Regions from separate parts of the Mus musculus genome. Here region 2 is linked to region 1. A link is a loop called in an ENCODE intact Hi-C map of the cell type or tissue named here. Cell type or tissue: gastrocnemius. All regions are shown on one strand. Links, peaks and the distances in the headings refer to the core of each region. The heading gives the core; the rest is flanking DNA.

Region 1 (16,246 bases), core at 4,646-12,645:
TTGAATGAAGCAGTGTGAATTGCTCACCATAACTACACTGTGCAAGCATCTTACAAATTAAAGCTAATTCATAGACAGAGTTCCACAATAAATAACGAAAAAAAGTACAAAACCAAATGCACTTGGGAGAAGATTGAGTTTCGAGAAGGGACCTATAATTCTGAACTCGACAGTGCTCTAGAAGAGTGATTAGCCTGGGTTCAGAGCCTGTTAAAAAGCTACTCTTTCCACAATGTAAACTCTCCAAAGGCCACAATTCTACCTAGACTCTCTATTTAAGAACAAAGCTTGGAGTGTGTTGAAATACGGTAAAAACACAAGTTTTATGTTTCATTTGTGAGGGTATGTTTTTAAAATATTTAGAAAACAGACACAAGCAAACCTCTCCCAAAAAGTTATAGAATATTGTCTATTGACTAAGACCAGCAAACGTGAGTATTTGTGTGTAAAAAGACAGTAAATATGATCGAAGTACCATATATATACATATATAAAATCATAATGAATTCCATTATTTTGTATAATTAACATACAGTGGTAAGAATGTTAAGAAACTTAAACAGCACCCAAGATTTTGTATCAAAATTTAGCTCTGTGCTCAGTTCTAAATGGAACATCTACCTCTCACCCACCAGGAAAGGCTCAGCGAATATCACAGAGGAAGAGGCAGGAAGAACAGAAGGCCCTGAGAATGATGCTGTAAAATCATACCTTCAGGACATGGCATGGCTACTCACAGCAGATCTGGCTACATGTCAAGACAGTCAAAATTCTAGCATGGATTGGGGAGGGGCTCACAAGGCCCCATGTCCAGTTTAGGAGCTATACTGTTCCATATAGGTTGCCTATATTCCAGTGAAGGGTCATGCCCATAAATATAAGGACAGTACTAACTGGAGTCAGCAAGTTATGGAAATGAGGTGGAAGAAGATGGGGGAGGGGTGCTGAAGAAGTTAGAATGTAGGAGGGGATTTGATCAAAACACATTGTACACATAAATGAGATTCTCAAAGAATAAATACAAAGTATTGATTTTAAAATTTATATTAGAAAGGATCCTTCCTGAGCAATTCCTGGTATTTTTAAAACAAAGGATTAACTTTAAGTTTGATGGAGTTATTGGACACAAAGTTAAATAACAAAAGTTGTCTGGTTTTCTTGAAAACTGATTTACTGGTCTTCAGTTGACTTTTATCTAATATTACTCAAAATCTTAATTTAGTTTTTTAATTTATTTTGTGAGTACACTGTAGCTGTAATCAGACACTCCAGAAGAGGGCATCAGATTCCATTACAGATGCCTGTGAACCACCATGTGGCTGCTGGGAATTGAACTCAGGACCTCTGAGTTCTTAACTGCTGCTCTTAACCGATGAGCCATCTCTCCACCCCAAAATCTTATTTTTTTAATTTTTGTTTTTCTCATTATCTTGTTTCTTCATTGTCTCCTTTTGAAACTGTGATCACATTCATGAATATTAATTTCACATCATAGAACAAAATGGCCTTAAGTGCTGGACCTAGCCACCACCCCCCCACACACACACACATGTGGTCTTCATGTGGGTCCTGAACAACTGGAGTAGGAACTATCCCAAGAGCTGTTGTCTGTCCGTGGGTTATGTTCTTATAGCTGGGCTGCCTTGTCTGGCCTCAGTGGGAGAAGATGCACCTAGTCCCACAGAAACTTGATGTACCAGAGTGGGAGGATACTGAAGAGGGCCCCCATCTGCTCAGAAGAAAAGGGGTGGGAGGCATGGAGGGAAGGCCTGATGGAGGAGGTGACCAGGAGGAAGGCAGTGAGCAGGATGTAAAGTGAATAAATAAAAAAATAAATAAAATGAAACAAAGGAAAAACGTGGAAGAAATCAAAGGAAAAAAATGCTTTTATGGAAGTAGGGGGGAGGACAATTGATTTCATGATAATAATTTTCCAAAATTTTGTAGCTTATAACCAAATTTTTAATACTTGTATTATAATTTTTAAGATATCATAATTATACTTTAAGTTTATATAATTCACATTTCCTCTTTTACCCCACATAAAATTAGAAACTTTAAGTCTGAAGATGGAATAAAGGACTAGCTTTAGTGTCATTTCACAATGGACTGCATATGCTCTGAAATATCAGCATTCTGCTTTCTGAGATACCAGCCCAGGAAAGTGGAATTCAGGCTGAGGCACAGGAAAATGCACTTACGAATATCAATAATGGGGTCTGTAAGGGCAACGAAACCATTTCAATATAAACAAAAAACTCACGTCAGAAAATATTTCAGTTGGTGAATAAATTTGCCAGGCCCAATATTCAATAGATTTTACCAAGTAATTATTCTGCAGATAACTTGTTGAAATGCTTTTTTTGATAATTCTTTGAAATATTTTTCATCTGAGACATTAGACTAATAAAATACAAGTCTATGACAATCTTAAACCACTAAAGCAGTAATTTTCTCACCAATTTACAATCATTTGTGTACTAGTTTTCTTATTTAATCCGTCCAAACAAATTGTAATTATTCAAAAGGCTAAGACTGTAACCACATTTTAAAGAAACTATTCAATCACTGTCATTCAATTATATAAACTAAACAGATGTTGAATTCTTCTGTGTTTAATACTTTTGTATCTAGTATTTTAATATTTCCAAAATTGGGAATTACATAAATGTGCGTTCATCTGCAATGAACAACTAGAGTGGAGCCAAGCCAATCACGTCCTAATAAACTTTTGCTTATTCTACTTCAAGTCTCTTTTATTTAGACTCAGTGATTTTTCTGCACACGACCTCCAACTGAAAAAGGCATCAAACCGCTCCATACTCACCTTCCAAGTAAAGCTGCTGCATAATACAATGGACTACTTCTCACCCCACTGAGAAGCACCCAGTCCTGTACGCTCAACCTAAACGGCCTTCCCCATCCAGCCACCCACTCTAAACACTGAAGAGACACTACCAAGGATCCCAAGGGCTGGCACAGCACCCAGTGCAAAGAGCAGAAAATTACTGCTACTAAGGGTATAGATAGACTGGCCCAAGCTTCGATATAGGATCTTGGTAAATCTAAACAGACCAGTTCTTCCTACCAAGTCTCAAGGGCCACAGGAACTTGCCCTAAGCAAACCATGGAACATATTTTTGGTAACCGAAACTAGATAAGCATTATACAGTCTTCATATCACTGTACCAATACCTACTTAAAGAATAGTCTCTTAGGCACTTAGCTATATTCCCAGCCTCTACTACTAATCTCTACGCAAGTTTTCTCTTATTCTTAGGATGCTATAATACTTTGTGGATATGAATGTTCTGATAGTTGTTTTAAAATCTTCCAAAGTAAGTTTCAGCTTAAAGAAATATCAAGCTCCCAGTAGTGGGGATTACTCAGTGAGTAAAACCATTTGCCGTACAAGCATGAGGACCTGAGTTGGACTCATCAGAACCACTCCTCCCTCTGAAAACCCTGGGCATGGACACATGTGCCTCTAACCCTGCAGGAGGGAAGGCAGGAGAGTCCCCAGGATTTGTTGGCTGCCAGCCTAGCCATAAAACATACTGAGCTCCAGGTTCAAGAAGAGAGACAATCTCAAGGGAATTAAGGCAGAGGCTGAGACCAGGCAATAATACACACACACACACACACACACACACACACACACCACACACACCCACATACACACACACACCCACACACACACCACACACACCCACACACACCACACACACACACACACACACACCACACACACCACACACACACACACACACACCACACACACCACACACACCACACACACACACACACACACACACACACACACACACTTGAGCACAAGACTAATATCCAAAGCCTCCTCTGCTATCAGGAATTTATGACATTTAAAGCAGTTGCCTGGGAAACACTTCCATCATTTGCTATAAGAAAATGGAAATCAACAACCCAAGGAGGTGACTTCTCACTACATCCCTGCTGTCCTATCCCCTCACCTGAAGAAGCTCTCCCCAAAGAAACATCAGGAAGCCTTCTCTAACTCCACCATCCCCCCATCAATCAGCCTCCTCCAGTAGAACCCTGTAGCTTTAAAAAAGGTTTGGACTCCACCCCTCCCCAAAGACACAGATAACTGAGTCAAATTTTGTTTCAGTGACTCCATTCTAGAAATATGTGAAATGCCCAGGAGGCCTTTCACTAAGCAGTACATATGAGAAGGAAAACAACTTCAAAGAATCTCTTATAATTAAACTTAACACTCCATTATTTTTGAAAACTTCATTGGCAGCCTCAATTTTATTTGGTAAACGGCTTGGTTCCTAGTTTAGATGCTAAGGTTGAAATTAAAATCAATCAGCTCTTTGTTCAACCATAAGCACCAACACCAAAGTGAAACAAAAATCAAGCAATACGAACAGGAAAAAATTGCTATCACAGTGGGAAAGGGACGGTACTCTTGACTATCTTGTTTTCTTCATATGTAGAATATCTTAGACAGTTAATAGTTCTACCTTAAAGTGACTGGATTCTCCTGACTAGAAAATAAAAGAAGGCAGTCAGTTCAATTCCTAGCAAATTCTTTCTATCTCCTGCCAGCACCTTCATTCCTTGATGATGGCCCTCCCTTGGACAGAACACCTCTTACTTTCTGTTGTTATTTTCAATGTTTTCTACTAAAGCAAGAAGTAACATTCTCTACAAAGGTCACTAGATATAAAAAGAGTTATGACACCATGGGGGCTCCATAATTTCCTTTATTTCGTTCCTCTTCCTGGTTTTTCATTAACAGAAAGGGTATCTCTAAAGGGGAAGGGGGTCAGGGAGAGAGCCTTACAAAAAGCTTTGTAGTAGTTCAACTCCAACCCCATACAGTTTTCCAGACACCAAGTAGCTGACAGAACACAGCTGCACCACACACAACCCAAGTCCACGGTGGTCTTGGCTAAGTTCTGGAAAAAATGCTGTTTTCTAATAAAGGTATAATGTGACATTAGTCAATGTATCTTTGTTACTGACAAATGCTATATGAACAGATTAGAAAAACAATTTTGCACATTTCTTTCACAATTAGAATATTATCTTAGGCAAAATTACATTTCTTATGGGCTACTACTATTTGATAATATGCTTGTAAAATTCTTCCAGCAGAAAACCTACCTCTAAAGTGAGCATTTAAAAGAAGCTGTGTGTGACGAAAGGATGGACCATCTAGTGATTGCCATATGCAGGGATCCATCCCATAATCAGCTTCCAAATGCTGACACCATTGCATACACTAGCAAGATTTCGCTGAAAGGACCCAGATGTAGCTGTCTCTTGTGAGACTATGCCGGGGCCTAGCAAACACAGAAGTGGATGATCACAGTCAGCTATTGGATGGGTCACACGGCCCCTAATGGAGGAGCTAGAGAAATTACCCAAGGAGCTAAAGGGAACTGCAACCCTATAGGTGGAACAACAATATGAACTAACCAGTACCCGGGAGCTCTTGTCTTTAGCTGCATATGTATCAAAAGATGGCCTAGTCGGCCATCACTGCAAAGAGAGGCCCATTGGACGTGCAAACTTTATGTGCCCCAATACAGGGGAACGCCAGGGCCAAAAAGGGGGAGTGGGTGGGTAGGGGATTGGGGGGGTGGGTATGGGGGACCTTTGGGATAGCATTGAAAATGTAAACGAGGAAAATACCTAATAAAAAAAAAATAAAAGAAGCTGTGTGACTGAATTACTGAACAGAAAATCACCACTGGATTTTTCATACAACTCCTCATCTTTTGAGTTCTCTACCTTTCAGATTGAGCTCTCAAAGATCACAGACAGACAAACGACAATTATTGCTATAATAGTTTCTAAAATATGCTGTCTTTTATTCTGTCTCAAGATAAAAAAAAATTTGCTAACACTGCTTCCTGGTTTAAACTTTAATACTTTATAGCTACCCTTTTTACCCGTTTTTTTGTTTTGTTTTGTTTTGGTTTGGTTTGGTTTGGTTTGGTTTTGTTTTTTTTTTATGATGCTAGTTAGCCCTTGATTTCATTTTTTGTTGTTCTTGTTTTGTTATTGTTGCTTTTTGAGATAAGGTCTCACACTTCTTAGGCCTGGCCTGCCTGGAACTTGCTAAGGAAACCAGGCCAGCTGAGATCATCTGCCTCTGTCTCCCTGAGTGCTGGAATTAAGGCATAAGATATGGCTAACCCTAACTCCTGGCTAACTCTTAATTTCTATATCAGATTTCCCCAACTGTAATTTAAAAGATAAGGCAGGAGCAGAAACAAACACACACACACACACACACACACAATTGAACTCATATTCCATTTCAGAAAAACTTTAAAAAGTTTTCTTCCAATGAAGTAATTCACTATAGAACAAAAAGAAACGTATATATGTAAGTGAACATATAAACAGTACATGGTAAGCTCCTGTTTCTGAGATGATACTATATGTAAGTTTTTTTGAGAGATACACACATTTATAAAACAACTGTTATTTATAGGATAAAACTGGCATAACTTTATACTGCTTTACAATCCATAAGTAGATAATTTGTTGTCAAGGTATTCCATTTTAAAAGTTGGAAAATACTTTTAACTGGATATTAATCTAAAAACAAACATACACAACTCTGAAAGACAGGAGGTCTGCCTCATCTGATTATATACCACTGTACAGTAATAAAATGATTTGTGTGGAGGCTATATAATTCATATAAAAAGTGACAATCTCTACTAGGCTTTTGGTTTTGGCACTTCAATACAGCAATGATTTTCCAACCACTAGATTTACCTGTAATCACACCAAAAACTAGTATCTGTTAGCAAAATATATACTAAAAAATAACAGAAAATTAATTTATTCCTATGTTTGTAAAGTCTCTATTTGTTTACCTGAAAACTTTCTCCAAGCCCTCTTTAAATGAATATTTCTACTATTCTCAAAATGCAATCAGATATTTCTAGGCCTGACCCTGGACCTCCTCAACCAGATTTTTCCATTAAGCCTTGAATTTTAGCATCTCTTATTCCAAATTAAAGCTATTCTGAGAGTTCTCAAGCAAATGAGAATAAAGGCAGATGGACATCAAATAAATAGCTGTCTTAATGTAGTATTTCTTAGAAAACCTAGATAGTTTCCATGAACTTTCTATGGTGCTAATAAATAAATAGGTCACCACTACTCCTAAAAGTTTCATCTCTACCTGCCTTAATAGGACAAGGCAGCTACTGTCAAACCAATCTTACGTACGAGTCAACACATTCCTTTGCCCATAAAATGTCACCAGAGAGCTAGAGCCAGACGAAATGTCCAGCTTTCAGTGTGGTAACAGTCCCTCTCAAGGTCAAGGCAAAAACTATTTCCTGAGCCAAATAGGAATTTCTGGCACTAAAGTCCATCTTTATAGGCCTTTTCTAGAAACATTAATTTTAAATGGGTTATAACAGTTATTAGCTGAACTGATGAACACAAGATATTTATTAATACATGAACCTATTATTTCAGGCAGAGAACAGGGCTCAAGAAAATGAGCCACCATAGCAACTCATTGCACAGCAAATAGTGAAAGCATAGAAAATGCTACTGAAATCACTGAGTTCTGAAGGTTGGAATGACAAGACTAAATTCCTCGACTTTATGAACTTGTGAGTCAGTTAATGAACTGCTGACAGTATTTTAAGAAAGCCAAGGGCTCAGAGCTACTGAAACTTTATTATACATCTATACACACACACACCTCTTTATGCAGGGACATTCAAGAGCATGTAAATGAGAAAGATTTACTAAAGGAGGATCAATTACAAAAGCCAATATTAAGCTTAATAAATCCAGGCCGGCCCGTGCTGGCGCACGCCTCTAATCCCAGCACTCCCAGCACTCGGGAGGCGGAGGCAGGTGGATTTCTGAGTTTGAGGCCAGCCTGGTCTACAAAGGCGAGTTCCAGGACAGCCAGGGCTATACAGAGAAACCCTGTCCTGAAAAACAAACAAACAAACAAACAAGCTTGATAAATCCTTCAATCATAGATTGTAAGATGACAAAAATAAGTACAATTTACACTATATAGTATTCGAACACGAGAAAATTCTACAGCAAACTTCTAAAAGTTTTAAATACCTATTCCGCCTTAAAGTCTTCAAAGCACCTTAAATTAGCAGTATCAGAGTTATATGTAGTTCCTGCTTTCCTTCTTAAAGGAGGACAGCATTAACTGAAATGACACATTGCCAATCAGCCTTCAACACCAACTGTGAAAAACTGGTAGACAGAAAAGAACTAGAAAAGTTGACCTTTTGCCTCTTTTCTCTAGGATTTCTCCATGGTCTTCCCAAATGAGACAGTTTGTAAATATATCTAAAGGAGGATATTCTATGGGAGGAGAAAAGATTTTAACTTTATGGTGTGAAAATGTACTTTAATTATGTAGGGGGGAAGTTCAACAAATCAACCAGGGAAAAACCTGACTAAATAAATGACTCATTCTTGTTTTCAATTGGGTAAGATTTCATAATTAAAAATCTTACCTACATATTTAAAACAAGGAGGCTCCAATAATTCTGCCTAGAAGGAAGAAAACGTCTTGGAAAATTTTATACCTCTTTTAAGCACATTTTACACTCAAATCCTAGATGGTCTCTATGGTGCCTTTCAGTTCAAATCTTCCTTAATTCTCTGAGTAAGTTTACCAGACTATTCTTAGAAACTTGGTAATTACAAATAGAACACATATGAGAAAGAAATTTGGAGTTAAAGCTGTCATTACTAAGCCTAATTAAACACTGCAGACAGAAAGATGGCAGGAGAATAAAGCATCCCGAATTAGGGAAAAGGAGAACATAATGAGTAGGTCACAGCTCCAGCGATGTGGTAAACAATGTTAAAGAACACAACAAAGTCCAGCCTAGGCATTAGAGTGGATAGAGTGGGTGTCCCCTCCCCCTTCCCAGTTCCTTAAGTGGCATGCGACCCCCCTCCCAACAATAATATGCTTCTCTCCCATTAATCTGACTTTCTACCTACCTGAAGTAACCAACCACACTGGAAACACATGCCAAGTAGAAAGTGGATCCTCTAATCTCATTAAGCCCTACCCTTTATTAGCAGTTTTCCTACTTTCCATCCTAAAGTGGAATCCATATATTTAAACACCATAAAATGGTGAGACATCATCTCACCTCTATATTGAGACTCAAGCACTACAAGCCCAGACAAAAGCCATGAAGTAAAGGGCCGTGGCTATTTTCTGGACACAGACTGCTTTGACTTTCACACACACACACCCATGCCACCTTATGATATAAGCCCAACAAGGGCCATTGATATTCAATGGATCTCTAACTAGAAGATCAAACATCACTAGCTGGTAAAAAGAAGTTTGGTCGACCTGCGGAGCAGCGGTAGGCAGACGGGTGGCAATGCGGGGCGGCATCTTCGCCACACCGAGCAGTACTAGCCAGCCCCCGGTAAGTTTCCTTCCCTGCAGTGCACTAAATCACGCTGCCAGCCGCGGCCCCACCCCGCCCTGTTACGGAAAGGCATGCGGACAGCTCGGTGAAGGACGGGCGGACAGCTCCAGGCTCCCCGCACGAGTAGGCTTTCGCCGGGGCCGCAGCTTCTCCTGGCCGCGGCCGCTTCCCCCAGGACCAACGCCGTTGCCAACTTTGCCGCCGCCCCCTCCACCGCGCAAGCATCCCAAACTTTGCCGACTACCTCACCTGGAGGTTCGGGGCTGGCCCCCGGGAGAGGGCTGACCTTCACGCCTGCCCCAGCCGACCCTGGCCCCTCTGCCGCCCCCCGGCCCGCCTGGGAAACCCTTGGCAGGGATGCCTGCAGCCTGACCCCCTTGCCACATCTGACCCTCTGGACCCTGAGAGCCCGGGAATCCGCGACTCGGGCTAGCCACTCACCATTGGTAAAGGACTCCATCTTCGCCCCGCCGCGGGTCCTTACCAGCCCAGCGCCCCAAGCTTCCTACTCCGAGAGCCGAAGCGGTCCTGACGACTGAGCATGCCCAGCAAAGGCCTCCGAGGGCTGCCGGGGAGGTGCGGCGAGGGGCGGCGCCGCTCCGCCGCACGGCAACAACACCTTCGTTCCGGGTTTTCGCAACTGCTGCAAAAGACCCACTGAGGCGTGGACGCTAAGCATCGCTCAACCCTAGGCCCACTCCGCCCAGGGGCGGCGGGGAGGAGCGCAGTGCTGGGGCGGGGCTTAGAGCCCCACCCCCGGAGCTCACTTCTAGCCGCCGCGCTGTCTGTGCCGCAGAGCTGTAGTACCCCGGTTCAGACAACTGGTACACCTACTACTGCATCCGGCCGTGTTTCGGGTGCGGCCACCCCAGTACTGAGCCCGGAAATGCGGCCGGTGATGCTGTCGCCAGAGGGGTTGTCGCCCTTCGCGTTCTGAAAGCAAGACAAGGCCCAGGGTGGGTCGGCCTCTACGCTGGGCTAGCCCGGGGCGGCGCTCTTCTTAACCGCCGGAGCAAGCCCTGCGGCGGTGGTCGGCCCGACTTCCCTCCTTTAGCAGAACGCCCTGCAGCAGCTGCTGCTGCAGCAAAGCCGGAGGCCAGAGGAAGGGAGGGGCCCGGGAGTCGATCGGTGCCCTTTGCTTAGGGCTGGGCTTAGAACTGCGAGCAGATCTCAAAACCCGGAGCGGGGTGTAGGAGAACGGACCGTGCGCGCAGAGGTTGTGTGCAGAGAGGCCCGCCTGCCTAGTCCTGTCCTTACTCGACACCAGCAGTTGGCTGCTCCCAGCCTTCAGGGTACACGGCCTGATTCCGCGGGGCTAGACCGGAGGGAGCCAAGTTCCCCCTTCCCCTAGTACTCGCGCCTTTGCCTCGGGCCCCATTGTTTCCGGTGCCAAATCGGGGCGGTCCCCGGCAGCCTACGAGACACGTAGAGACCGCGTTAGCTCCTGCTAGCTCCTGTTTCTCCAACTGCCGGAAGTCAACACCCCGCGAAGAGGCTCCCCCATCCCTCCCAACCGCAGCCACAGCTCCTCTTTCCTCCCCACTCACTGCTTCGTCCCCTGCGGCGACTTGGCTAGGCCTTGGCCTCACTGCGCGAGCCAACTGTCACACACTCCTCCTCCCAGGCTGTCAACCCGTGCAAACAAAATCTAAACCTGTACAAATATCCTGGGCGAAAGAGGAGAAAGGGATGATGTTCGATCGATAAGGAAATTCTACGTTCAAAGAAGTAAACCCGAAGTGCAGTGTTTTTAAGAGGTCGATTGTATTACATCCACTACGTTCCACTCCTGTTTTACAACGCCCTGTGAAAACCAACTGTACTTGGAGTAACCACTAAACTCCTTACCTAACTCTGGGACCTCATTAACATTCTCGCCCTTTAATGGCCCCGAAGCTTTCATAAGGCTCCTAGAAGTTGGCGCGATTTATTCAGCATCGTTAACCGTACCTTTACTTATTTTTTTTTAAACAAAACAAAACCCTCCTTGCAAAATTGTTCCACAGCTTTGTGTTTTGTTTGCTTACTTCTTCCTGTCATTTTCTTAACTCAAATGTCACCCCTACAGAGAATCCTCTGACCACACACCTAAAATAGCAACAAACACAGTGGGTTCTATAAAGATTCCTCCTGCCATTATGTTCAGAGCACTCTTAGCTGTCAAAAGGCTTATTGTTTATCAAGAATACAAGATCAGTGGGGCAGGTTTTTTTTTTCATTCATTTTTTTAGGGCTATGTCCTCATTTTTAATCGTTACACAATATATTAAATAAGTACAGTATAATGTTTATATTTCTAATTTACTGCCCACATTGAAACCTTTCCACTGAATGTCTTTATAATGAATGTCTCCAGTTGGTCTGTTTGTGCTCAGTACAAATGTTCATGACATCATATCTCAACGCTGCTACTGCCTTTTCACTGTGTGAAAGATAGGCTGAGTCCTTAGGCTAGTCCCCATATCGGAGCAATTCCGAACCAAAAGTAGAAAATGAACCACAAGAACTCTTGTATTCATGGATTTTGTTCAAATGAGCCTGTTTCACATTGGTATTGCTTAGCTAAGAAACTCTTCCCTATTAGGTCGTGTTTTGTTCTTTTGGTGTTATTTTTGGTGCCAGAGCACTTAGTAGCAGTTATTTAAAACTCCACAACATGATAAATCACCTCACCTCACCAGCAAGCTACAGTCTATCATACTTTAAGTGTGAATCACATTACCTTGGGTTTTGTTTTTAAATTTTCAGCTCTGAGACTGTGTGCTAAAGTGTTTCACAATTTGCATTCATAAATTTGGGAGAATCAGGAGATTTTTTTTTTTTTTTTACCTATTTCTTTGCCAATCTCTTGCATCTCATCTTTGCTATTCAGGAATACAAGCAAACAGTAAATAAAACAAACATATTTCAGAATCCCATGTAGCCTTAAATGCATATTAGTGAATTTTGTTCCGTCAAATACTGTTTATATTTGATTTTGTAAAGCCTCTTTGAGGAAAACACAGAGGTTTTGCTCTTGTTCAGATTCTCCTCTTTCTCAAGGTTCTAACACTTTAGGTTATTGTGATATTACTGTTTATTATCAGGGTGATGTCATCTAATACACTCATCTTACCATCTTCAGAGTCATCACTGCATACTACTTAATATTTAAATTATATAACAGAAAAAATACTAATAGCTTGAACTGAAAAATATTAGCACCCTGGATAACTACCATCTGTTTATAAAGAAACAAAAAATGGGATCATAAATTAGTACTCAATACTATAAATAGATCTGTGCTAGGATCTGGCCGTACTGTTTCTGGATGTATATTCAAGAGAAATTCTGTCTGCTTTCAAAGAGATATCTGAACACTCATGTTTTTTTGTTTTTTACAGCACTGTTCGATAAGGAATCAAACAAAATATCCAACAACAGTGGGATGTATATCTACAATGACTGCCACTCAGTCATAAAAAGAAATATTCTACCACATACAGCAAAATAGAATAGTACTTAAAGACATTATACTAATTTAAGTTAGAATGACAAAAAATTCTTTTCTTATATGTGTTTGTGTAAAAAATAAATCCAGGTTTTTTCCTCCTGGGCCCTGCTCCCGGAATGACTACTCTGAGACTAATTATGTATTAATAATTGCTGAGGCCATAACCTTCAGGTTGTTCTCTGACTTGCTTTTACTTGTTATCCCTTTTATTTTAACCTGGTTTCAGCTACCTACTGAATTACATAGCTTTTGAATCTCTCACAACTCTGAATATTTCCCAGAATTCTCTCTATCCCTGCTGGACGTCCCACTTCCTATTTCCTGCCTCAGTTCATTGGCCATAAGCTTTTTTATTGACAGGTGATGATTATAAGAAATACACTCAATATGTGTGTGCAAAAAAAAAAAAAAAACAAAAAAAGACAACCTAAAGAATAGTAGTGATTACTAAAGGCCAGGAAGGTGAAAGCTGGAAACAGAGAAGTTGGCACTCTAAGATAGAAGCAATAATTCTACAGCAGACTGGATTGACTCTAACTCACAATAACTTATTACAGTTGTCATGAATAAGTAGTAGTACTGACCACGCCCGCTCAGTCAGTCAACAGGTTCTCCAGCACAGGAGTGAGGATTAAAAAGAAAAAAGACAGACAACATTGTAGCATGATCCCAGTCAATTCTGAGATTGAAGGCAAATTTAATTTTCCCAATTTGCTTTTTATACCATTTTAATTACATGCAAGTGTTAAGGGCTAGCAGTACAATAAGAAACTAAAAGGACAATAGTCAAGGAACAAGCAAGACAATAAACACAAAGCCCCATGACTAGCTGTGTCTAAGGACGATCAAGATATCAGAGCCTACTTCTTTGTTCTACCCTAAAACCAGATTGTTAATTCCTTATTCTTGGCCAATGTCAGGTCCCTCCCTGAATTTACTTCTTTGTCATGCTCCAATCTTGCCGGACTCGACCAGCAAGAACAATACTGCAACAGGAGCTTGATTGCAGAGGCGAAGAGACCCCAAGCCCAGTGTCTCACACCCTGATTGGTTATGCACTATGCCTCATTTGCATGTTCCTCATCTGATTGGCTACTCTCTCTCAGTACCTCACAGAACCTCATTAACATACCTCATTTGCATGTCTCACATCTGATTGGTTATATCTCAGTACCTCATTAACATGCCCGGGCCAGGCAGTGACTTGGCAAAAAGCTTTACTGCATATGTACACATTGGTTGTTTGTCCAAACTTATGCGTGGTGGCCAGCAGTAGCCAGCACCACTCTGCAATGGCACATGTGGCTTCCCACACTCCAATGTCGATTCTAACCTGAGTTTACTTCCTTGTTATGGCCAATGTCAGATTCCTGCCTGAAGCCCATTTCCTTGTCCTTGGACAAGGTCATATTCCTGCCAAGTGGCACCCCAAAAAGGCTCTCCACATCTCCCCCCTTTTAATTTAATAAACGTGGCTGAGCCTGTCTTAGGTTGTTCTGACAAGAATGCCTTCCTTCCCCGTCTTCAAGACATGCACAGCTTGTTTGTGTTATATGAGCAGGGCCTTTTAATGTTTGTTATGTCAGATTCCTACCTGAGCTTACTTCCTTGCCATGGCCAATGTCAGATTTTTGCCTGAAGCCCATTTCCTTTTCTTTGGACAATGTCATATTCCTGCCAAGAGGTACCCCAAAAAGGTTCTCCACAATCTTGTGGAACTATTCTTCAATATAATCAGAAAGCAGTTTTTACTCTCAAAACTTTATTGCCACTATTGTACTAGTCCAGTTGTTATTGTAACTCAGAGTTCATAGCTTGGTAACACTGATGATTTTATCTTACTTCTTAAGCAGTGTGCCCAGCACCTTCCAAATCTATCTAGGATAGTCAGTAGTAATGATACTTCCAGGTTAGTACCAGCTTGATTTCTCAAGTATCTGATATCTTTAGCAATAGGGTCTTACCCTCAATTTCTAGAGGACAGTCAAAAGCAATAGCAATAGTTTGTATTGCCTTGGGGGGGGGGGTCTATGGGACACCAATGACCATCAACTCAGAGATAGATAACCTGGCACCTTAACCTAGTCAGGATGGCTAAAATCAAGATCAAGAAAACAACAACAAAGCTCATGGGGAAAGAGGACAACTTTTTGATTGCTGGTGGGAATGTAAACTGGTGTGGCCACCATGGAAATCAGGATGGAGGTTCCTCAAAAAGCAGAGCTAGAACTAGCATTTGACTCACCATATGACTCCTGGACATATTCCTGAAAGACCCTACTATCCTACTACAGAGATACTTACCCATTCATGTTCACTGATGCTCTATTCGAAATAACCAGGGAAGAAGCTTTCTAAAATGTATATATTTACACATCAAAAAAGTGTATATGGAGTTATGCTGTGCAGAGAGATAATGCCTCTCCCACATGAAATAGGCTACCAAAAGAGTATACATTTTCATTACGGGTGATTATATAGATGGCATTCAGTTTGGCTACATACAGTTGTATTAGTGGGGACACAAAGGATAGCACAAAATTGAAGAGGAAGATGCCTGGCAGAGGTAAGTTCACAGAGGTCAAACTCTGCCTCTATCACTTCCAACCTATGTGGCTGAGAAAGTTGCTCCAAACTGATTATTTAAATTGACATATTGAAGAATTCCAAGTTTGGGTGCTGAGTTGGTATCAGTGAAACTTGATCCAGTAAGTGATAAATAGAAATTATTTTCTGGGGCTAGAGAGATGGCTCAGCAGTTAAGAGCACCGACTACTCCTGAGTTCAAATCCCAGCAACGACATGGTGGCTCACAACCATCCTTAACGAGATCTGACTCCCTCTTCTGGAGTGTCTGAAGACAGCTACAGTGTACTTACATATAATAAATAAATAGATCTTAAAAAACCATGAAAACAAGCAAACAAAAAAGATAAATAAGTAAATAAACAAATATCTAAGTATATATTTTTTAAAAAGAAATTTCTGTATTTTAATTAAGTTCACATTTCTCAGACTTTCTAATCATTTATCTTTATAATTATTAGGAAATCATCTAACGTAAATCCTGGATAAATGACCTGTTTTTTGTTTGAGTATCTTGGTTTTGTGTTTTTGTTTGTTTGGTTGGTTTTTTACTGATTCAATGTTGTTTATGAGAAATAAGAACTTACAGGGTCAACACTGTGAACCAATTTCTATCCCAAGGAGTTTAGTATATAAAAAAATGTTAAACATATACAAATTACCATATAGATTATAATGGCTTCTGGGAATATTCTGGATTAGGTGTCCTAAT
Region 2 (16,246 bases), core at 2,958-10,957, 48 kb before region 1:
GTCTTTAGAGACATCAGAAGAGGGCATCAGATCACATTATAGATGGTTGTGAGCCATGTGCTTAGAATTGATATCAGGACCTCTGGAAGAGCAACTAGTGCTCTTAACTGCTTAGCCATATCTCCCGCCCTTGTTTCTTTATTTAAGCAACTTATGTTACTTAAGAACTGTTGAAAGAATGCACTCAGTGACAATATAAAAAGCAGTATGAAGCCAGTCTTCATTTCATTTCTTTTTATACAAGTATTTAAGTTATTTTCCAATTTTATCTGCATTCCTTCAAACAAAAGGACCACATCTTATAAAATAAAATGTAATAGTTAAAATAATCATCCTAAAGTAAAAAATAATCATTTTAATGTTTAATGAAATACTTCAATATGCAAGAGTGGGTTTCATTGTCAAGTCTCCAGCATTACTGATTTTAACTTTTTTCAAATTATCTCAAATATGTAGAAAATATATGGTAAATACTAACTTATAATGTGGCTATTCCCTCCTCATAGGACAAAGAAACACAGTACTTACACTGTTGAGCTCTTTGAATATTTTTTCCACAGAGAAATACTCCATGAAAGTGGCAAAGCCTTCATTTAGCCACAGGTCATTCCACCACTGCATTGTAACCAGATTTCCAAACCACTGTAAGAGACAAATTCGTCACCAGCAGGACTCAGGAATTTCTTAATTGAATGGACTATCAGGCTAATTGAAGATAATCAAAATATCTTAAAACAATCTATACCCAGAATAATTAAAGTCTTATAAAAGTTATACAAACTATCCCAAAAAAGAAAGGATTTTGAAAGCTGTATAAATTGATTTTAGAAGTAAAATAAAAAGTTCAACATTTTACCTAAACTGAATGGGGGAAAAAGCAGGAAAGACTATATTTACTTATTAAAATATGTGTGAATTTTTAACATATGCTATATACAACATGTTTTATATAGGTAATGGCTTTTTTTGTTGTTTTTGTTTTTTGTTTTTCGAGACAGGGTTTCTCTGTGTAGCCCTGGCTGTCCTGGAACTCACTCTGTAGACCAGGCTGGTTTCGAACTCAGAAATCCACCTGCCTCTGCCCCTCAAGTACTGGGATTAAAGGCATGTGCCACCACCGCCTGGCTGTAATGAAAATTTTAAGCTGCTTCATTAAAGTGAAACTCCTTAGATAATGAAATTATCTGATCTAATATCAACTCTGTAAGATTACTTTCCAATTTATATATATAAAATCATCCATGACAAGTAAAGATTTTCCTATTGTCAGAGGATCTGCCTGGATTTCATGCTTTTCTTCCATTACCTGAGGTTCAAAACACATGATTCTTTCTGACTAAAATTTAAGTAACATTCCTATAGAAACCTGGCATGTATGTATGTATTCTCTCTCTCTCACACACACACACACACACCGCACAAAAGAAGTCAGAGTAATCTTTCAATGGTTTCTTATATATAGTAATAAGAAGAAGGAAAAAGGTAAGAGACCTTCCTAAATAACATATGTTCAAAATACTTTTGGGTATGAAGATATGGCTCAGCCATTAGCACTTACCCTGCAATCCTGAGGACTTAATTTTGGACCTTAGCACCTATGTAAGAAGCCACCATGTAATTCTCTAAAAACTGTCTGCAATCCCAGTTTTACAGACATATAAACAGGTAAATCACTGGGGTCTGTTGGCTCCCAACCTCTCTAAGATATGAATTCTAGGTTCAGAAAGAGATCCTGCCTCAGGACAGGTGGAGAGTGCTGGAAGAGGACTCCTGATGCACTGTCACAGACAGAAACACACACACACACAGACATACATACATGCACACACACAAGCACACATGCACATGCATGCACCCACATTTGCAAAAAAAAGTGGTCATGGGGTATGCAAATTTGTCAATGTGGTATGGGGCTTATTTCACAACAGTAGCAAAAAATACATTATTAATAAAACAAACAATTACATTTGAGAGTAGCAATCATTTATTTTTCAAAGGTAGTATCTTAAAAACCATTTAACAGGAAGATAAGTTATAAGCCCCAAACAGAAGATAAAATAAAAAACAGATTCTACAGAGTTAGAAGAAATCTCACAAAAGACCACTTTTCTTTCAGCTCATGTATAGCAGTAAGTATATACTTGATATATCAGCTTGCTAAAAAGTTCTTCCAAGGGTCACAGCCATCTATAGATGATGTCTGAGGCAAAGTTAACTGGCCACAGCACTTTCTAGTCTTTCTTCAAATACAGCTTCCTCACAGCTTCCAAACCCACTGAAAAGCATCTCATATTGAGGGCTCAACAGAGATAATGTGTTGGAAATGGGAATGTTCACGAACATTTTTTTCTTCCTTTTTTCATCTTATACAGAGAATTCCTTTACTCTACACTAGGGAAAGCTCCTTCTTCTACATTAATAGAAAACCAACTTGTAGCAGGAAAAAAGAAAAAGAAAATTGGTCCTGACAACTGTGATTCAAGACTCGTTAGTAGAAAGCTGGATATGATAGCCCACACCTATGAAATGGTACTCGAGAGTTGAGTTAAGATAGGAGAGATTTAGTTACACAGTAAGAAGGTTCTGCTTAATAAGGGAGATGGTGTAACTGAGGGAAAACGCTCTATCCTACAAGGTTTCATTGAGAAGCCAGTAGTTGTTAGACATGGCACAGATAAGTACAATTTAGAAAAAAACTGATTTTCCAAGGTTGGAGAATTTAGCTCAATGATATAGCACTGTCTAGCAAACACAAAGTCCTGGGCTTGGTCCCAGCACTGGGATACTAAAAAAGATAATCTGAATGTATAGTTATTCTTCGAGGCTTAATGGTATCACAGCTGTGTGAGTTTGAACAAATCATTTCATAAATTTGTCTTCCTGTAAAATGGGATTATGGCCCACCATAGGGCGTTTATGAGATGAGACAATGGACATGAAATAGCTTAAAGGTGAAATTCTTCCCTTTGTCATTTTATATAATAGCAACACTAAAACCACAAAATAGTAATATGCTTAGTAACATACAGGTATTTACTAAAACTCTAGGGAGTGAGATATAACGGTATGCGTTGGTGATACCTGATGTGCCAGTTCGTGAGCAATGATTTTAGTGACCAGTTTTCTGTCTGCTACTGAAGAAGTTGCATTGTCATACAGAAGAGTCTCTTCTCGGAATGTAAGCAGGCCCCAGTTTTCCATTGCTCCTGCTTCAAAGTCAGGAATGGCCACCAAATCTGGACATGTCAAGACAGAAGAGATCAACTTCTCACCTAAAGAACTCCCTAAGTCAAGACTCTGCCCAGTAGAAGGTCTTTCATGATCCTTAACATGCTGAATCTTCCTGTCCCTACGTCTAAATGCTCGGTACCTGAATATCAGCTGAGGAAGACCCGATCAGCAATTCCACTGTCCCCTAACAAGGACAACGCCAGCCCATTTCTTTCACAATGAATCAGATTAGAGTGAACACAACCAAGCCCAGTCAGAGCCCCACTTTGTTCTTCAGAACCAGTGTCACGCCAAACAAAACTTAAATCTCCTCCTCCCATCTGAACCCGAAATTCCTTCGAAGTTAGAATTTATCAAACTCCATATGGGGCCTTAAGCAAATTTCTACAACCCCATAAACTTAAGTTATCTAAGTAATTCTAAGTTAAGTTCAGATGTATAGATTATAAATAACCGTACACAAATAAAATTTCTACAGCATTAAAAATTTCTTGGTTTTCTTTTAAAAATATTTGGCAAAGGCTTTTTTTAAAAAAATTGTTTATGAAGCAAATCTTTGTTATAAATTGCAATGAAAATCAAAGGAACTATCTAACTCTTACCCAATTTCTTAAGTGGGTACTGAATTTCAAAGTAAGTTTGATAAAACTCAAGAAGCTTTATAGTTGTGTCCAAGGCATGGTGAACTTGACCAATTTTTTCTGGTACAGCATACACAGAAACCTGAAGAGAAACATAATCCATGGTGTAAAGGCAGGTAAGATTAAAATGGCATGCCACTCAGCTGAGCACTGTTAGGACCAGCAAACAAGTCATTTATACCCATACTTACACAAAAGAATTACTTAGTGTTTTAATTTTTTTAAAGCTTTCCCCAATATCTCAAATAAACTACTATAGCACACCTCAGAGCAAAGTATAAGCACTGACCCTAATGTAATGATACATTCTTACACTCTTATAACTCACAAGTGCTCTTACTTATGAATTGTGAAGATGGGTTATATGCAGCACAAAACTAAGGTGTTAATCCTTTTGGTGCCTGTTATTGTGCCTGTCATCCAGTAGGCACTAAATATATACTCATAAATAAATATCAACTTCACTTGTTGGCTTGCTTTGATGGATCATGTAATAAAAAACAGTTGTATCATGAGACACTCTAACTATGATTCAGGTCTCACATTGCTCATTCACTTCAGACTGCACACTCAGAAGCAAATCATAGAATTACAGAGATTACTTAAATACCTATCCTCTCTCTATTTGGAAGATAAGTGCACAGTTTAAGTAATATGATATGATTATAAAAGAAACTGAAATTTGACCAAGTGACACAATTACTCTCAATTCTGGCACACAATTAGGAGAAAGGGTTTTGAAAGTTTTCCTTTCTAATTTTTTTCTTTTCCTTAAAGAACATGTGCTTTTAACTTCTTAATACATAGTTATCATCTGCTCATTATATTTATATCAACCTTATTCTAAAAAATAATAAAACAGTGGAAAATAAACAAAGAGAACAATGTGTCTCAGGAAAAAAAAAAGTCTTTTGCTAGTTTGTGGTCTCAGAGATTTAAACTACAGCCCTACATATATGATGCCAGCACCCCACCACAGAGCTATTTCCCCAGGCCTCTTTTTACTTTTTAGTTGGCCACAGGGTCTCATTAAGTTCTCCAGGCTCAGTCTTGAACTCATTTTGTAGCTCAGGAATGTCTTGAAACTGTGACCCTTCTGCCTCGGCATCCTAAGTAGGTGGGGTTACAGGTCTTCACTACCATGCATACCAGGGGAGAAATGCCTTAAACAATATTTTGGGTTGGGTAAGAGAATATCAATTACTACTGTATGGGGATTTGGGGTGCAGCTCTGTGGTACAAGAGGTGGTTAGCAGGTTTAAGGCTGTAGGTTGAAACAATTTAAAAAATAAAGGAGGAAAAGAAAAACAAACAAATCATATCCTAGTAACAGTCAAATGAAAGCCCCCTGGCAACTAGGCCGTGGCAGTTATAGTCTAAATGCTTTCTTGCCATCTAGTCCAAGAACCCTTTAAGAGACTTTATAACTACAGTTATGACTTGGTAGGTTGAACCCGTTTGTGCCTTTAAGTAATAAAAACAAATACGAGCCAACAAAAGCAGGCCCAAACCTTATCACCTGCAATGAAAAGCAGTAATAGAGCCTGTAGGATCTAAGGGACACACTGGCCTTCCAAAACTGAACACATCACCGAAAGCATAGTGCCTTGCATAAAGAAAGTGTTGAGTTTCTTCCTAATGACTGATGAGATGCACCAGGAGGAAATGAAATCAAATGTGCAAAGTGTACCAGGATGCTTGAGAGACACTTGGGATATGTCCTGGCTAGTTTTATGTCATTTTGACACAATGAAGAGTTAACAGAAAGAAGGAAACCACTATTGAGAAAATGCTACCATAAGATTCAGCTGTAAGGCATTTTCTTAATTAGTGATTAATGGAGGAGGGCCCAGCCCATGGTGAGTGGTGCTATTCCTGAGCTGGTGGTGTTAGTTCTATAAGAAAGCATGTTGGGCAAAGTCATAGAAGCAAACCAGTAAGTAGCACTCCTCCATGGCCTCTGTATCAGCTCCTGTTTCCTGCCCTGTTTGAGTTCCTGTCCTGGCTTCCTTCAGGCTACTGACCATCATATTCTACAGTACAGTTCTAGAAATGTCAGTATAATATGTTATCTTACTATAATTTTCACAAAATAGGAAACTTGAAAACTACTAACTTTCAGACAGCAAATGAATAGTAGTATATATGAGTTAAATGAGAGTGGTATTTCTGGTGTAACATGTTAGAATCCGATCTAAAAGCTTGTATTCATAAGGTAACCACCAAGAACTACCACCACCCTACTATACACCAGCTTTCAGACAATCAGAGTACGGACATACCAGAGTTCCATTTACATCCTGACTCAGGTTCCTCATCTCCCCTACAATGAAAGCAACCAGGTATGTGCTCATTTTCACACTTTCAGAAAACTCATCTTGAATAAGTCCTTCTTCTGCAGGGACCGATGACTTCTATAGCCAAAAAAAAAAAAAGGAAGATGACAGTTCTGTAACTAAAGGATCAATGACAAATACGGTAAGAAATTAAAAATTCATGAAGTAATAAATAGACATTTTAATCTTTCAACACAAATTTCTAGATAATGGTTTCAGTCTCTTCTCTTGATCAAGAAGACACAGAGTATAATGAGAACCTCAACATGACTCTCAATATATTTGTTCCCTGTAGCAATTGTTCTGTCTTCCAACTGTAGCAAAATTCAAATCCTTCCCCATTCCCTACCTCCATAACCTGAGGATCACTGACTTCAAGAGGGAACTGTAGCTAAAACATTCCCTGACATGATCTAGTGCTCCATGGAGTACCCCCAGGAAAAGTTAGTGGAATCAAAAGCATTAAGTCACTAGAGAACTCTGTCACTGACTAAAGGTGAAGAAATGCCAGGAACTCTCAAAATTTCCCAACCATGAATCAGGTTTTGCTTTGGGTTAGTGTGAAGTAGGTGCCCACCTCTTTAAGAGACATATTAAGGTGATGAGTTGACTGTGACAATGAAAGCTCATGCTGTCTGATGGCTATGGGGGTAGATGGTAGATGGTATTGCCTGCTACCTGTGGCTACTTCTCACCTCTAGCCATACAGGTTCTAGGAAGTACCACACCGGCTGCACAAGCCATTCAGGCAGACACAAAAAGAATAAAGTTCTGTTGAGCATAAAACTCTTCTACTTGGTGTTACCCCTACTACCTCCCATGCAACTAACAAGAAAAAGGCTCCTGTTCTTGTCCATTTCCACATGACAATAATCCAGAGTTTCATTAGCCAAAACACTAAGAATGATCACAATTCCATAGTCTCAACAATGCTTACAAGAGCAAATTCATTATGTCTCAAGTCATTTACTCAGCTTATACTGTTTCATAGTGTTAGTATTTGTGCTACTGTAGAGCAGGAAGACACTTCACACTTCTTACGCATGCATTCTAAGCCTTGCAGGGTCTTTTCCTTTCTCAAGCATTCCTCAGACTGACAAAGTACTTTTCTTTCCATTTGTATCTAACTATTTCAGAAAGAATATATACACATATGTTTCTAAATATCCCTACCAATAGTAAAGAGGAATCCAACTGTTCTCAGAGATAAGAGATCTATCCAAATATTGCACCTTCACGTCCCAGTACCTTAGGCATATTTGATAACGCAGTATGGTGCTCATTCCTTGTGATCTTGATGATAAATGTGGCCTTAAATGCTGGTTCATCAAAACAAGGAAAAGCAGATCTTGCTGCCAGAGGTTCAAACTGAGTTGCTGCAAAGTACCTAAAAAGAAATGCAAATTTGGTCCAATAGTTAGAGTGCGTACTAGACAGGGCATCCCACAAAGTACTAGGGCTATGAAGAAAAAAATACATTACAATTCCAGCCTCTAAAACACCTACTATTAACTAAAGGGGTTGAGGGGGGCGAGGAGAGCAGAGGCCTAGAGGGGGCAGAGTCTTCTTGCAGGCTTCAAATTGTATTGCTAACAGTGGAAGCACATTAGTGGGATCAAATGGTGTGAAACAAATTCTTCTGCAGGTGAAGACACTATAAAGAAACTAGTACCCAGCCTGAATGGGTCCTTGAATATCAAGCACACTTGATAAAGCACAGAATTGAAGAGTACACTTGAGAAAGACGGCAGCATAAGGAAAGAAGGCAATACGCGTCTACAAGCTGGAGCAGCTGCTAAGTGCAGTGGGATTCACCAACGGAGAGGCTTGAGTTTCTGATAGAAGTCCATAGGATTGTCATTAGCAGCTACTAACCAGCTGGGTTCACAACACTGAATCTCAAATCTACAATATGCACTTTCATGAAAATAGAAAAACCAGTTGTTCTTTAATAGCATTCTGCTTTCCTCTTTCCTTTTTAGAGATGGTCCTGCCTGTGAAAATCACAAAAAGCAGCAGGGGCTAATGGTAGATTTTCACTCAGGAGAAAGTGATTTCCACTTGAAGACTACACAAGCAGAGTAGCAGGGCGAGCGAGAGGCCTCTCTTATGCCAGCTTCTATGCCATTCACAGGCACTGTGGACACAGCACCCGCTGTGCTAGACTCCACTTTTAGAAGATAAGCAGAAAAGAGCGCTTTGAATTTGGGGTCTACATTTATTAGCTCCATGACTCTGTCCAGTCTGTAACCTACATCTCTGTCTTATATGTTACATATTATGGTTGAGCCAGGTCTCCCTGAACCAAGCCTTAGGGTTTTGCCAGAATCCAGGAAAACTTTACAATAAACTAACAAAACCACCTAGGCTACCTAGGTGGTTCTACATCGATGCTTACTACTAGTACTAGGTAACTACAACTCTCTCCGCACGTAAAGTCATTATGTCTTTCCTGATAAGCATAGGCCCAGTAAAAGCAGAGTGAACTTCATCTGATAACCATGCGATTTCTAAAGCTCATTCCTTTTATTCATCCACTGCCAACATTTTCACCCAGTAAACAGAATAGGATAAAGTCTAATTATATCCCTACTACTCACATTAGAGAGGCCTATTTATAGACAAAAATTATATCATAATGTTCTTCTTTTTGTTTGAGACTGAATCTTAAATAGCCCAAATTGGCCTCATACTCACCATGTACAAACACACACACACACACACACACACACACACACACACACATACGCACGCGCACGCGCCTCTCGACCTCCTTGATCTTCCTGCCTCTACCTCCCAAGTGCTGGGACTGCAACTGCATTCCTCATGCCTGACTATAGATCCTAATGTTCTAAGTCAAAACAAACAAACGAGAAAACTTTTAAGTTATTGTTCAAGCAATATAACAACTATCTCACACAAGTCTATGAGAAGTCTACATTTTGAAGACAATTACAATGTCTTCTCTATTGTGAAACTCGATACCTATTCTTTCCTTGTGACTATGTTTGCTCTCAGAAACACTTGCTAAGCATGCATATCCTCAAGTCAGGACAGGAATTAGCTGGGAGGTGAGTAAGAGAATCTTAAGCACTGGCAAAAACAATGTGCAAAAGAAATGAAGTATGAACTGGGGAAGTGGTTCAATACAATGGAAAGGTCTGGGTTCCCTCTCTGCTCCCTGACAGTCCTGGCAGACTATTATTACTTTATAATAGTAATTTATAAGCACTTTCATCCTTGGCTATTATGAATATATTAGCATTTCTTAGTTTGACAAGGTAGAAGATTAAAGAAACATAAGATGTTCTGAGCAGTTTCTAGTATTTCAGTTCCCAATAAATACTGACTACTGTTATGCTTAGTTGTAGGAATAGAGTGTTCAACATGATAGGAGAATAAGGGCTGTGAGAGAAAACAAAGGCCAGATAATGAAGATTGTCAAAATGTTAGGAATAAGAACTGTAAAATGTTTGTACATCGAAGGTGACCATGAGCACCTCTAGCAGAAACAAGTGCAAAGATAAAAATAGGCATAGATTATGTTGGCAGCAGTGTGGAAAGGAGGCAAAGTTTCCTGACCACAAGCAGTGTCTCTTCAAAGCATTTACAGACATTGTGATTTTTCCAGGCAACAAGAGCATTGGTGGTAAGAAGAGCTGCCTTTCAAGCAAGAAGAAATGTATCCCCCTAATTACTCTATCAATTTAAATATTTAATTATAGTGGGGCCAATATAAAAGTTTCCAGCAAAATTGAAAAAACATACAACATTGCTTAGGATTAATAATTTTCAGACATCCTGAAGGTAAGAATGATCTAAACTTGTATGTACTCTCAAGATAGACAATCATGTGGGTACTTCACTTTAAGAGGCAAGTAAATGAACTTACGTTCTGTTCATTCTAAACTTTCAGTTTAAGATACTATTTTAATTTCTCTATTTCTTAGTTTCAAGGACCCACATTTTTTTAACATAACTCAACCCAGCTCATGCCTAGAATTTACACAACTACACTAAAAATAACTGAATTCTACTGCACAGTATTAATTTTTCTAACTAGGTAGCACTAGGTCCAAAGATTTCGGGGAAAAAAAAATCAGATTAGACGAGATAACTCTGGGGCTTCTCTTAGAGTTCTGCTTGCAATTTTAGAGATTCCACACTCAAACTGACATTTTAAAAAGCGAACCAGTAAAGATTAAGGACATTAAGAAGGATATACATAGGCATATTTCATCCTCTCTTTCTCCAACTCACTAAGTACCTCCTTAAGTCCTGCCTGCAAGTAGATTAGCCCATTCTCCTCACTCCTTACAGCTTCATGGAAGGATGGCAATATTCATCTCAGAAAGCATGAAAAGCTCAAAAGAAGTATATTCTCCCATATTGCCATTCTACTGTACATATAACTTCGTAAATTTGAAACCTCTGAATTTAAAATATCTATGGTGTGACAAAGGGTCCTATTTGCATTGTAGAAGTTACATGCAGCAGAGCACAGAACAAGAACCATTTCAGTTTTACATACTTTTTCTCATTACTTTTATCTGTGTAGGTGATGCCATAAAACCCATAATAAGAGTTAGATATATTTGCTGAATACTCTATCTTCAGGGTATAATTGTGTCCTGTTAGAAGAGGTTCCGGGGCAACAACGGCGATTTGTTCATGATATGGATATTCCAGAATTTCAACTTGTTTTTCTTGACTTGAAACTGCTGACATAAATGTCACTCTTGAAATATTATGTCCTGTGCTATGGAGAATGATATCCCGTGTGTCTTGAAGAGCCTGAAGTGAAATTGTCACAGATCCCCTGAATGTCATTGAGGTTAGGTTTGGATGTAGGCTAAGTTCATAGCATAGAGGAATAATGGCAGTGGGAAGCCTAATTTGAGCCCATGGGAACACTTTCCCGTTTGTAGCAACTGGCTGGATGAGTTCTGCTGACTGGTTTGTTTTGTGGCAGCCTTCTTTGGTAAAGGTACATCTAGGCAGTAGATAAATCACCATGATTACAGAGACCGCAACCACAATGACAAAAACACAGATCACTAAGGTCCTGGCAGAGGGTAATGAACAAGTCCCATCTGGACTCTGCCTGTAGCCTGCTGCACTGTTCCGCAGGCCTGAGCTTCTGTTCATGAAGGACATGCCCAGCAGCTTCGCAGAGGACTCATAATCCTCTTCATCCTCGTCCATCTCATGCTCACCAAGACCTCGCACCAGAAGCCTCGAACCTCGGGGCTCATATTCCACTTCATCGGGTTCCAGAGGATGTAAACAAGGTTCTTTGGCTAAATCTACCACATCTGGCTCTTCTTCAAACATGCTGTTTTCGATCATATTCCTTGGAAGCTGAAGCCGATCTACAAAATTAAGAAATAAAGATAAGATAGAAGTAGGGGAGAGCTCATAAGATAATGTTTCTTGAAAACACCAAATTTAGTGCATTTCTAATCACTTGAGGATTTTTTTTAAACACTAAGACTTTTTTCCATTTCAATGCTATTTGAATTAAATAAAGGTTTTATGGTATTCTTGAATTACTCATTATAAACCCAAGCATATATTTAAAAAAGCACACTACAATCACAATCGCGAACCAAAACTAACAACAACAAAATAAAAACTATTAAGAGGGTATAAAGCTAATTGTTTTTCTAGTTCTAGTCTATCATTGATTTCTCATTGTTGGTAGTCACTGAGTGCATAAAAATATATCCAATGGTGGAAAAGGTTGGTGACTGTACCTCTATTGAAGCTTACTGAGCTGTATAAAGGCTTGAGGCCTGGATCATTTTGGTATGCAAAATATATTTGACTTGAATTTGTTTTCTTTTAATAATTAAAGTATATTAATTTTTTAAGACAGCTGTGATTTCATAGTACTTTCCTTAATACAGTCCTACCCAACCTTCTGGGTCCCTGGCTTGACTTTAGAAGATATTACTTGGCCATCTCTAACTGAGTTTGTCCCTAAACAGCTAGGACTAAGTGGGGCCGAAAGGAAAGGACGACACTCAATGTCTTACTTCTGGGTCTGGACACCTATAATTCTTGGCCAAATACTATAAAACCAGGTTGCTGGTCTCTTTCCTGTGACCCATTCTCCCTCAGGCAAATCATAAACTGGTCTGCCTGCTTCTAGGCTTAAAAGGTAGCTCCTCAAGAGAACGGGCGATTGCTTGGGTAAGATGGCGGGCAGGACTGTGGTAAGGAAACGACTATGGAATCACACTGGTTTTTTTTTTTTTAAATGTGTATACACACACACACACACACACACACACACACACACACACAAGAGAAGGATGTTTCTGGCCCAATGCAAAATAAAAGCAGAAAATAACTTATGAAGTTTTGGTAAGCAAGAAACAGTATCACAGACAAAAAACTTAAAAAACAGGTCAACTACAGTTCAAACACCTGCTTTTTCACCCTCCTGTAGCATTCACAAGAACAGCAGTTTCCATCTTTAAAAGAGAACAAACACCACGAGTGTCAGCATATCTTAAGGCAGGGACGTAGTGGGGGCTTTCTAAGCTATAACCCGCCCCCCTCATACTTGTCAAGAATCACTGAAGAAAGGTTGGAAGAAGCAAAGGGAAAATAATACTACATATCTCTCAATAACTCAGAATTAGGACAGTCAATATTTTACATTAAAAATCACAGCTTTTAAGGGATTTCAAGAGTTTAACAAATTGAAATCATCTTTAATTTGTTCTCACAAGGTACTTTACAGTTAATTCTAATCTTCACAAGAGTTCTATAAAGTAACAAAATTAAATTTAAGGCATGAAAAAAACAAACATAAATGGATTAATTTAATCTTAAAGTTAGACAGGTATTTAATTGTACATTTCAACCCAGATCTAAAACAATTTATTCAAATTTTAATCTTCTCATTAATGTAATGCATCTTCTGACTCATGTTAATTTAATGAAAGGGAAGAGCTTTTAACAATTTGGTATCTGGTAATGAAATTAAAAATATTATTTCATTATAACTGACATTAGAACATAACTGACATTACTTAATATACAGGAAAACATAGTGCTCAATAAAGAATAAACAGTGGTAACTTATAACTCACAAAATAAATGCACACTACTCATATTAGAGTAAAGTTTACAACTGCTACTCAAAGTACAGAATGAAGACCACAGTACCCGTATTACGTCACACCTTCTTACAAAAGCAGACTCCTTCCCTTCCAGGCAGGAATTTCAGGAGATTACCCAGTGATCTGCATGCATGTCAGAAGGATTGATGGAATCCTACAGGCACCAACCACACTATTCCTAGATGTGCTCAGACCATAGCAGACTGTCTTACCCTAAGAACAAGTCAGGTGAAATCTCTCCCCGGCAGGCCTTTTTTTACTTAGTTCCTCTGCCTGGATGTCATGATTTCCTCTTCCTTCATTCAGTCTAGTACATATCTGTTATTGTGTAACTAAACTCACTAGAACATTGTCAAGAGAACTCATTTCCTTTTAAGAGTTAACTGTCATTCGTACTTTTGTGCACTTCTGATTTAGAGAGAAAAGAAACTAGAGTAAGATGGCCAACCATTTTCTACTTCTCCATTATGAAATTGGTAAAAATTATGCTACCGAGAAGTACCTAAAGAAATTAGGACATTCAATACTCAACCTCCTTAGTCATCAGGGAAATGCCAATCAAAACTAACCCTGAGATTCTACCTTACACCAATCAGAATGACTAGGATCAAAAACTTAGCTGATTCTGGTGAAGATGTGGAGAAAGAGGAACACTCCTCCATTGCTGGTGGGATTGCAAACTGATACAACCACTCTGGAAATCAATCTGGTGTTTCCTCAGAAAACTGGAAATAGTTCTACCTGAAGACTCAGCTATACCACTCCTGGGCCAAAAGATGCTCATATAACATATAACATATAACAAGGACACATGCTCCACTGTGTTTATAGCAGCCATATTTATAATAGCCAGAAGCTCGAAAGAACCCAGATGTCCCTCAACAGACGAATGGATACAGAAAATGTGGTACATTTATACACATTTTGAAAATGGAGTACTACTACAAATGGAGTATTATTACTCAACTATGGATGGGAGAAGGGAAGGGGAGAGAAAAAAGGGGGAGGGGAGCAGGACCAGAGAAGAGATAGAAGAGATAGAAGTCCAGAGAGCCAGGAGAACTAGTAGAAATAAGTAGCGGGTGTGTGTGTGTGGGGGGGGGGGAGGATGGTGAACTTGGGGAGCCACTAGAAAAAGTCCCAGCCTCCAGGGATGAGAGAGGCTTCCATGACCCAAAGGGGATGACATAAACCAAAATACCCAACAGCAGGGAGACAGAACCTGAAGAGATGACCTCCAGTAGATAGGCACGACCCTCAGTGGAGGGATGGGGCCACCCACCCATCTCAAAATTTTTAATCCAGAATTGTCCCTGTCTAACGGGAGGCATTTGGTTCTGTCTAAAGGAAAGGCAGAGACAAAAATGAAGCAGAGACTGAAGGAAAAACCAACCAGAGACCACTCTACCATGGGTTCCATCTCATCTGCAGACAGCAAACACTGACACTATTGCTGATGCCAAGTTGTGCTTGCAGACAAGAGTCTGGTATGGCCATCCTCTGAGAGCCTCTGCTAGCATCTGACTAAGACAGATGCAGATACTGACAGCTAAGCATTGGACTGAGCCCCGGGACACCAATGGAAGAGTTAGGGGAAGGGCAGAAGGACCTGAAGGGGATTGCAACTCCAGGAAGAACAACAGTATCAATTAACAGAACCCCTCAGAGCTCCCAGACACTAAACCATCAACCAAAGAGTATACATGGGCGGGTCCATGGCTCTAGCTATATATGTACCAGAGGACTATCTTATCTGCCATCAGTGGGAAGGGAGGCATTTGGTTTTGTTGAGGCTTGATGCCCTAAAGAAGGGGGATGCTAGAGGGGTGACACGGGCGTGAGTATGTGGGTAGGAGAGCACCCTCTTAGAGACAAAGGGGAGGGAGATAAGGTAGGGGGTTCGTGGAAGGGGGTAATATTTGAAATGTAAACAAATAGAATGATTAATAAATTAAAAAATAAAAAGATCTATTTGAATAAAATTTCTACTCATTTATAGGTGTGGATTTAGCAAGTAGCCACCTGCCCATTCCCTGTCAATGGTATGTGTAGAGAACAGTAGTTACAATATCTTGGTTTTGTTTTTTTTGTTTTTTTTTTTTGTTTTTTTTTTTTTTAAGAATTTAATTTTCTAAACTTCCAATATTGTTCCCATTGCCTTGTGATGGTTGGTTTCAATAGATATTTTGGGGTTTATTAATTACTGCTCTAATGTTGTGATCAACATCAAGAACAAAATCAATTTGAAGAAATGGTTGGGGTTTTTGGCTTGGGATCCAGAGGGTTGAGTCTCCTTTAGCTGGTAATTATGTATGACATGCCTACAGAAAAAGGAAGAGAAAGAGAAAGGGAGCAGGAAGTGGGATGAGGCTATAAACTCAAAGCATCCCACAGTGATATTCTTTCTCCAGCAAGGTTCAATCTCATAAAGGTTCCATAACCACCCAAAGAGCACCACCATACGGGGACTGAATGTTCAAATAGGGAAGCTCGTGGGTGTCACTTCTTACTCATTCCACCAAAAGGGTCATTTCATTCATGCAATCTCACACTGAAATATTATTCAAAATTGTTTGTAAGCCCTTAATAAATTCTTAACCTTTCTGATGTGTTTGCACTCCTATGAGAGATAAAATTATGCCCCTTAAGCATCTTGCTCACCCTATGCTAGATGCAATCATGAGCTCGAGTCAGCATGGCTTATTCAGTAAAAGTCTCTTATTGGGTAATATTAGTGCTTAATATTAGGGCATCACCACTCATCTACTAGGATCCATCAGAACTTTTTGAGTCTGAATGCTGTCTTAAGGTTTCTATTGCTGTGATAAAACACCACATTTAAAGGAACTTGGGAAGGAAGGTGTTTATCTTACAACTCTGAGGTCACACTCCATCACTGAGAGAA

What was found. Hi-C counts contacts between places; a loop is a spot of excess contacts. Peaks named below come from ENCODE experiments on the same cell type or tissue, not always from the same donor. Only the 100,000 strongest peaks of a DNase experiment are listed, where the experiment ranks them.
Region 2: it touches region 1 in a loop (2.8-fold over the local background); 11 of 42 quality-filtered maps call a loop at or near these places.

What each region holds. Positions count from the first base shown.
Region 1 is chr17:17,614,498-17,630,743 of GRCm38, forward strand. It overlaps Lnpep (leucyl/cystinyl aminopeptidase), which reads right to left and starts at 9,992. Exons shown (of 18, transcript NM_172827.3): 1 at 9,897-9,992. The coding sequence starts at 9,915. In gastrocnemius, for the core only: a CTCF peak has its summit at 9,406; DNase peaks (open chromatin) are centred at 10,132, 10,643, 10,961, 11,298 and 1 more place; H3K4me3 peaks cover 5,644 bases; H3K27ac peaks cover 7,319 bases.
Region 2 is chr17:17,567,793-17,584,038 of GRCm38, forward strand. It overlaps Lnpep (leucyl/cystinyl aminopeptidase), which reads right to left. Exons shown (of 18, transcript NM_172827.3): 2 at 10,740-11,580; 3 at 7,457-7,595; 4 at 6,155-6,286; 5 at 3,834-3,954; 6 at 3,082-3,236; 7 at 529-642. Among named protein-coding and RNA genes, the nearest start is that of Lnpep, 49 kb to the right of the region's middle. In gastrocnemius, for the core only: no CTCF peak of the experiment used is centred there; no DNase peak of the experiment used is centred there; H3K27ac peaks cover 2,777 bases.